2 separate regions of the Homo sapiens genome follow, and region 2 is linked to region 1. Evidence: chromatin contacts called from ENCODE Hi-C or POLR2A ChIA-PET data. All regions are on one chromosome and are shown on one strand. The core of a region is the stretch at or near the end of the contact, and the rest is flanking DNA. Distances in the headings are between cores, read along the strand shown.

Region 1 (3,715 bases), core at 41-2,540:
GTGGACAGGCTGCTTTCAGAGCGAGCCTGAGATACAGACAGACGATGGCCACACAATATATAAAAAACAGAACTCTGGCCCACGACCCACAGTGACCTGCCTAGGAAACCAACCTCTTTATCTATAGCAAACAGCCCGGGAAGCCAGTCTCTTGCAGGAGGCCAGCCTCTTTTTTTTTTTTTTTTTTTTTTTTTTTTTTTTTTGAGATGGAGTCTCGCTCTGTCGCCCAGGCTGGAGTGCAGTGGTGCGATCTCGGCTCACTGCAACCGCCGCTTCCCGGGTTCAAGCGATTCTCCTGCCTCAGCCTCCTCAGTAGCTGCACCACCACTCACGGCTAATTTTTGTGTTTTTATTAGAGACGGTGTTTCACCATGTTCGTCGAGCTCAGGCTGGTCTCAAACTCCTGACCTCGGGCAATCCACCCACCTTGGCCTCCCAAAGTGCTGCAATTACAGGCATGAGCCACTTCTTATCTCTAGTAACAACCCAGGAAGCTAAGCCATCATTTCCGTAAAAGTCAGTCTAAAATGGCCAGGACTTGGTTAATAACTGACCGATTCTCTAATTTTTGTCCTCACTTTCCATTTAGGACCAACCCGAGAGAGCCAACTTTGCACCCCTACCAATCCCATAGGATGCCCAGCCTGCAGCGAGGCCCCCCAGCTTCCCCACGACAACGGCCTCCCGGCAGGAGGCCCCGGAGGCCTTCCCTTTGTCCCACTAGAAAGCTCCCGCTCCTCTGCCAGCCTGTGGGTCTCTGCCACACGCAAGTCCTGGTGGCTGGCGCTCTTGCCGTTGAAGTCCTGCTAAACAAAATGTCTTTGCTCCACTCATTTCTCACTGGTCTTCCTTTATTTCCACCAGAGGGAGTCAGAAGGGCCAGCGGTTTTCCGGCATGGGGTGGTCAAAGGGACCTGGCGAAATATATGGGAGCAGGACTTTGCTCTTTCTTCCTGATTACCGAAGAATATTGGGCTCAATCAGGTTTCTGGGGAGAAGAAATCTGCTTTTGGGTCTGTTTCTTCGAAGCAACTGGAAATCCGTATTGGAAAATTAGAGGAGCAGAAATATGAACAAAAATTAGTGCTTCGCAAATGGGAAAATGTAACAAGCAGAGGCTACGAGAAAGGTCCCAATAACGTGGGATGAATTCCTCAAAAATTGGCGGCAGGTGACGGGCATCCCTATTTGGCCACCAGATGGCGATGAGCGCCTGTCTTTAGCTCCTCCTCCGCCCACTCCAGGAGTTTGGAAAGACTGGGCCTACGCCCCTCAACACTCCGTCCGGTCTTTGAACCAGAGGAATGAGGGACTCTGTCGCTCTGTCTGTCTGTCTCTCTGTTCACATGGATGAAAAGGGAAGGGCGGCACTGGATCTTAGGCCAGGAGGGTAGATTCTGAGCTGATTTTTTAAGACAAGTCACTCAATTGCCCTGGGCCTGTTTGATTGTTACTATTTTACTCCCCACATTTTAATTTTGAAAAATTTTTTAAATTTCAGAAAAGTTGCACTAGGACACAGTGAATACCTGTGCACTCTCCACCTCGACTCACTGATTGTTAAAACGCTGTCACATAGGCTTTTGCCCCTCTTTCTCCACACAAATACACACGCTTTTTATGTTTTGATGAATCATTTGCCAGTAAATTATACATCGTGATGCTTCACCCGTAAATACTTCAGCATGTATCCCTGAAGAATAATATTTTTCTACACAACAGCCGTATAATTATCATTTTCAGTAAGTGTAACATCAATACGATATTATTAAGTTCACAGCCCATGTTAGAATATTCTCAATTATCCCAGAAATGTGGTTTATAACTATTTTGTGTCCTGATCTGGGATCCCTTGACAATTGCATGACATTGCAATCACACACTGCATTACACTGTATGTTTCTTTACTTTTCTTTCATCTGGAAGAGTCTTCACACCTTTTAATGCCTTTTCTTTTTTTTTTTTTTTTTTTTATCACATTGTCGTTGCATTAAGTCCTGCAACTTTTAGCCTCTTCATCGGGGGCAGATGCTGGTGTGTTTCACTGCTTGTCTTATAGAATATCCCATAATCTGAATTTACTCAAGTTTTTCCTAAAGTTTAGATTAAAGTTAGCTATTTTGGGCAACAACCTTAGAGTCTAGTTGAGTGGTTCCCACTAAACCCCACCCGGGGCACCTGATATTAGGTGTTCCTGCTACAGGTGGTGCCCTGTTTGGTCTCATGGTTAAGGTGGTGTCTATCAGTCCCTCCTTTGTAAAGGTTAACATTATACCCTTTGCGATTAGTACACAATCTATGGGGTGATATTCTGAGACTATGTGACAATTCTGTGTTTCTGCATCCTTTTGCCCCATGGGTTTAGCCTCCGTTGCTGATCCTGGCCTGAATCAATTAGTACAACGGTGGTTGCAATGAGAAAGTTTTGCTAAAGCTACCTTTCTTTCTACATGTATTACCTGGCATTCTTCTGTATAGAAAAGCATTGCCTCCTCACCTGTTTAAGTATCACTATGGACTCATGGATTCTTTTTTTTCCCAAGTATCATTATTTTTTTGACACCCAAGTCATCCCCAATTTGTCCAGGGGGAGCCCCACTGGGGTGGGAGAGAGCCCCCTGTGTTCCTGTGACATATCGCTGTCAATTTTGGGACGCCTCCTTACTTCCCGGCAAAACAAGATCTTCCAGTCTCCTCTTGTACTTTCTAAGCCCAGGCCTTGATTCCCTTGAGCAAAAATTGGTATTTAGAAACCAAGATCTGGGTGTGAGGTGTGCTCATCACCGCTGGGGTGTCACTGCTTTTCAGCCCATTGATGGGACACAGCTCTGTATTTAACATGAGTGTGTTCTGATGCCTCCAATTCAATGCAGCAAAGGGGTTTTTTTCCCTCATCTTTCCATAATCCACAATTCACGACTGTATCACTCTTCATTCCATTATCATTGTTTTTAATCTGTTAAATAAGTGGCTTGGATCAGATGATGCCTAGGTCAGTTCTCGTCCCAATATTGTTTCCGGTGGTCGTCTTGCAAAGTACAGTGGCCTTTGGGTAGGAGTCTTTGGATAAGCATGACAGTCAGCCCAGCAACAGGCTGACAGGAAGGTCACCATGTGGACTTTGCAATGCCAAGTCAAAAAAGGCTCCACAGGGCCTGTCTGCCTCTCCTTCCTGGATTCACAGAGACACACCCAGGTCTCAGGGGCAAGGGCCAGACAGCTGAACATGGAATCAAGGTGTCCAGATTGCAATCCAACCCTCTCCACTCACTCTGCGTGGCCATTATGGTCTTTCCGTATGGAATGGTTGGTACCCAAACTGAAATGGCAGCCAAATGCAAGATGCAGGGGAGGCTGGTTATGGTTTTGGCTTTGACAACAAATCTTAAGTCTCTATTGAAAATCTTTAAATAAAACTCTGGGGACCATCATAAAATAAACAAAACAACAGCAAGTAATCAAATTATTACTGTAACATGACCCAATTATGGTACAAATACCTTGGGGAAGGGCTTAGGTGTGGCTGTCCTTACAATGGCAGCCTCCCTCTCAGCACCTCCTCCACATCCCCTGAGCTGGGGCTGGAGCCCTGAACTGCAGAAGGAGCAGGGGCTCAGCCTCAGGCTGCTTAACTAACTCCACGTGGACTCTGGGCAAGCCGCAGTGGAGGTGAGCACTTTTTTGGGCTCTGTTCAGCTTGAGACACTTTGTATTA
Region 2 (3,865 bases), core at 819-3,318, 310 kb before region 1:
CTCTACTCAGCCCACCAGGAATTGGCCTCCATCCCTGTTGAAATAAGCAGAACCACCTCAGAGGCCTGGTGGTTGTCTGAGGACCGTTTTTACCTCAGAAAGGGGAGGTGAGAATTCTGTGACCCCACACCAGGTACAAGCGGCCTCTGGCTGCTTTATTTCCACCCATTCCGGAGGTGGACTCGGGGAACAGCCCACCCGCACCCCCGCTTTGAAATGCCGGGGGCCTGCTTGCCCAGATTTCATTCCTGTCAGTGTCGTCCCTTCTCTTTTCTTATCTCGCTATTTTTCTCCAGGTCAGAAAAATTGCCTTAAATGCCACCCAAGCTGTAAAAAGTGCGTGGATGAACCTGAGAAATGTACTGTCTGTAAAGAAGGATTCAGGTAAAACCCCCTCGAAACCTGAGGAATGTCAGGGCGGTGGCGCTGCTTGGAGTGTGTTATGGATTTACCACGTTGGTGCATTTCTCCTAAAAGCTGAACTGTCAGAGGCCCAAAGCCATTGAGGGTAAAGATTCCGAGTCCTGGAAATCGTGTGTCCACTTAGGATGGAAAGGGAGAGGATGGGCGGAATCTCTACATTTTACACAACATGGGCGAATTGGGCAAAGCAGCACTTGATCACATCACGTACAGCACAGGGCTGTGCCCAGATCCGCCTCCTTTCGCTCCAGCACCTCCACCTGCTCCAGTTCCCCTCGCTGTCTGGGCCGGGGATGGGCTGTAGCGGCTCACCCACCCTCTCTCCTCTGCATCCCTCGGTCTTCTCTTTTTCTCCCAGCTCCTGACATCTTCACGGCTTCCTGAGGGTGCTCTTTACGTTCCTGGTTCTCCCTGTTCATCAGGCTCAGCCCCATAAAGCTCAGCATGCATTTTCTTTAAAATCATTCTACTGGGTTAATGATTGTTCTTGGAATATTTTGAAATGTTTCTTCAGCCCATTTAATGCAACCAAACTGCATTTAATGCAATCAAATATACATTACCTGTTCCTCCGAATTGCTGTCTAAAATCTTAGAACATTCTGTTCAAAATTTTTTGGGGGACACTCCCATAGTAGGGAGACTAGCACCATGGTCCGCACTGGAAGGATCACCTCATGTCCAGATGCAGGTTCTGATGCAGCAGGTCTGGGCAGAGCCCACGACTCTGCATTTCCGCAGGCTGGCAGTGGTGAGGATGCTGCGGTCCAGGCAGGGAGCTGCTTTTGCAGGGTGAGGCGGTGGAGGGCTGCAACACACCCCCAGCCCCGTCTCCCTTCTCAAATGCTGTGAGGACTGGAATTCTCCATAGAAGAAGTTTCTTTTTTGGAGTAAAGAACAAAGGAAGAAAACTTACTGAGCATATCTTCTCTTATTCCAGGGGCTTGCACCAGTGTTGCCTCATTTAATCTTTGCAGCAACCTGTGAAGTAGACATAATTCTTACTCGCATTTTACAAACAGGGGAGATGAAGTTTCCCCAGGAGGCACTATGCTACTGCCTTCATTTCCTTCAGCCTGCCTCTTTCTTCCAGATCAGAGTACTGGGGAGAAGAGGACCCCAAGCAGCTAGGAGTCCAGGAGAGGGAAGGCAAAGCAAGGCTCCCAAAGTCATGCATCACATCTGCTGTCATTTAAACCTGTTGGCTGGACAAGGCAGGATTAGGAGTGAAAGGATGAACTGGCCCAGGAAAGGGATCCCCCAAAGATAAAAGAGTTGGAAGAGGAAGGAGGCATTCCGCTGGCGGCCTGGGAGAGGCCAGCTTTGATGTCCCAGGCTCTGCAGGTCAGGCAGCCCAGGAGTGGATCCTCAACCCAGGCTGGTAGCTGGGGGCATCAGGAAGAGGAGGCTCTGTGTTCCCAGCTCCCTGGAACCTGCCTGTTTCCCAGCAGAGAAGTGCTGAGGGGTCCCCGGGAATGCATTTATGCATCCCGTCCCATCCTGTAGGAGAGGGAAATCGGATACTCAATGTAGGAATGGTGTGCTAAAGAGAAAACGCCTCCTGTCGGTAGCCCCGCCACATAGAGGCAGTGCTTCCGTCACTGACGAGCTTTCAGAGAGGCGTGCAAACTCCAGACGCATCGCCAGCCGTCAGCCACAGAGAGCTTCCGTTTATTGCCCAATATCCTCTTAAGCTGTGACTTCTAATCACTGCAGTCATGTTAAAGCAGCAAGAGAGCAGCCGAGCCGCCGCCTCTGGCCCTCCATCTCTTCAGGGGGATCAACACAGGAAAGGTTTGCAGGGGAGTGTCAGTTATAAAGACATGATTTAACTGCCATTCGCAGTGGGCATGGCACCATGAAGAGGAAGGGCGCCGGGTGGGTGTCCGCCATCTATGCAGAGGAGCTTGCCAACATACAGACGTCTTCCTGCTAAATGCAGGTGTAAGAGATAGGAAAAACCAGTGTTTTCTCCTACTCTCACACACAAAATACAACACACTTCACCTCTGGTAGCCAAAACGTGTGGGTTTTTCCCCACACACCAAGCAGTTCTCCAGTGAACCGTAAGATATACGTAATAAATATATAGCTCAGGCTGAACGCAGTGGCTCACGCCTGTAATCCCAGCACTTTGGGAGGCCGAGGCAGGCAGATCACTTGAGGCTAGGAGTTCGAAACCAGCCTGGCCAACATGGCGAAACCCTGTCTCTACTAAAAATAAAAAAAATAGCCAGACATGGTGGTGCACGCCTGTAATCTCAGCTACTCGGGAGGCTGAGGCAGGAGAATCGCTTGAACCTGGGAGGCGGAGGTTGCAGTGAGCTGAGATCGTGCCACTGCACTCCCACCTGGGTGACAGAATGAGATCCTGTCTCAAAAATAAATAAATAATAAATAAATAAATAGCTCAATTCTGACGCTACTAGATGTGTCAGATCCTACAAATTGAGGGCTCAGCCCAAGACTGCCCCACTTTGATGTCAATCACGAGTCCCACATGGTAGCCTGTGCTTCTGAGTGACCAGCCATAAATCGGACTTGCCATGACCCCTCCTTGGGTTCGATTAATTGGCTAAAGCAGCTCACAGGGAAAGACTTTACTTACATGTGCCCATTTATTACAAAGGATATGGCACACAGCCAGATGAAGAGATGCGGAGGGTGAGGTTTGGAAGGGTTGAGCGCTGGACCTTCCATCCCTATGGGGCTGGGCTGGGCTACCCTCCCAGGATGTGGTTGTGTTCTTGTTCACCACCCCAGAGCTCTCCAAACCCTGACCTTTTGGGTTTTTATGGAGGTTTTGTTACATAGCCATGATTGATTACATCATTGGCCATTGGTGATCAATTCAGCCTTCAGCCCCTCTCACCTCCCAGGAGGGAAGTCAGAGTAGTAGGGCTAAAAATTCCAAAGCTCTGATCAATGGTTGGTTCCCTGGCAGCCAGCCCCTGTCTAGAGGCTGCCCAGGAACCCCCAGCTATCAGTTATTAAAGACATTTAGCACTTTGATAATTCCAAGGGTTTTAGGAGCTGTGTGCCAGGACAAAGACCGAACATATATTTCCTTTTTTTTTTCTTTTTCTCTTCACATATTTCTTATTATAAATCCCAGTGTCATAGCAGGAGTCTCCGGGTCTGACAGATGCACCCCAGAGCCCTTGCTCAGTATGGCAAACCCATCTAGAACATGTACGTCACAGACTGTACACAGTATAATCTCAGGAACTAAAGAGATAATAGTAGGTGATATTGATTCACACTGCTGTGTGCCAGACACTGAAATGTTTATGGGTATTAGCTCATTGAGTCCTCCAAGCAACTTTATGATGTAGAAACCAATTAACAGGAAGGGAAACAGATGTAGAGGGGCTGGCTGGCTTGCTTGGGGTCGAACACTGGGAAGGTGGCAGAAGCCATCCACGTGGGTGGTCTAGCTCAGC

Evidence for each region. Hi-C counts contacts between places; a loop is a spot of excess contacts on that map. ChIA-PET counts read pairs that join two places held with the same protein, here RNA polymerase II (POLR2A). Pooled maps may share reads with other maps.
Region 2: POLR2A ChIA-PET joins it to region 1 with 10 read pairs in T-cell. The contact joins two enhancer-like sites. A Hi-C loop is called at or near these places in 2 of 50 pooled maps. POLR2A ChIA-PET finds 5 or more read pairs at or near these places in 2 of 52 experiments (T-cell and activated T-cell).

Annotation. Positions count from the first base shown.
Region 1 is chr15:101,004,631-101,008,345 of GRCh38, reverse strand. All of the region lies in intron 6 of LRRK1 (leucine rich repeat kinase 1), which reads right to left. Among named protein-coding and RNA genes, the nearest start is that of LRRK1, 87 kb to the right of the region's middle. RefSeq lists enhancers at 1-89, 1,068-1,362. Within about 2 kb of position 1,290, at least 17 of the 41 ENCODE cell types and tissues checked have a DNase peak (open chromatin) inside an H3K27ac peak, as active enhancers do.
Region 2 is chr15:101,319,039-101,322,903 of GRCh38, reverse strand. It overlaps PCSK6 (proprotein convertase subtilisin/kexin type 6), which reads left to right. Exons shown (of 22, transcript NM_002570.5): 18 at 297-384. Among named protein-coding and RNA genes, the nearest start is that of PCSK6-AS1, 13 kb to the left of the region's middle. Within about 2 kb of position 2,068, at least 7 of the 41 ENCODE cell types and tissues checked have a DNase peak (open chromatin) inside an H3K27ac peak, as active enhancers do.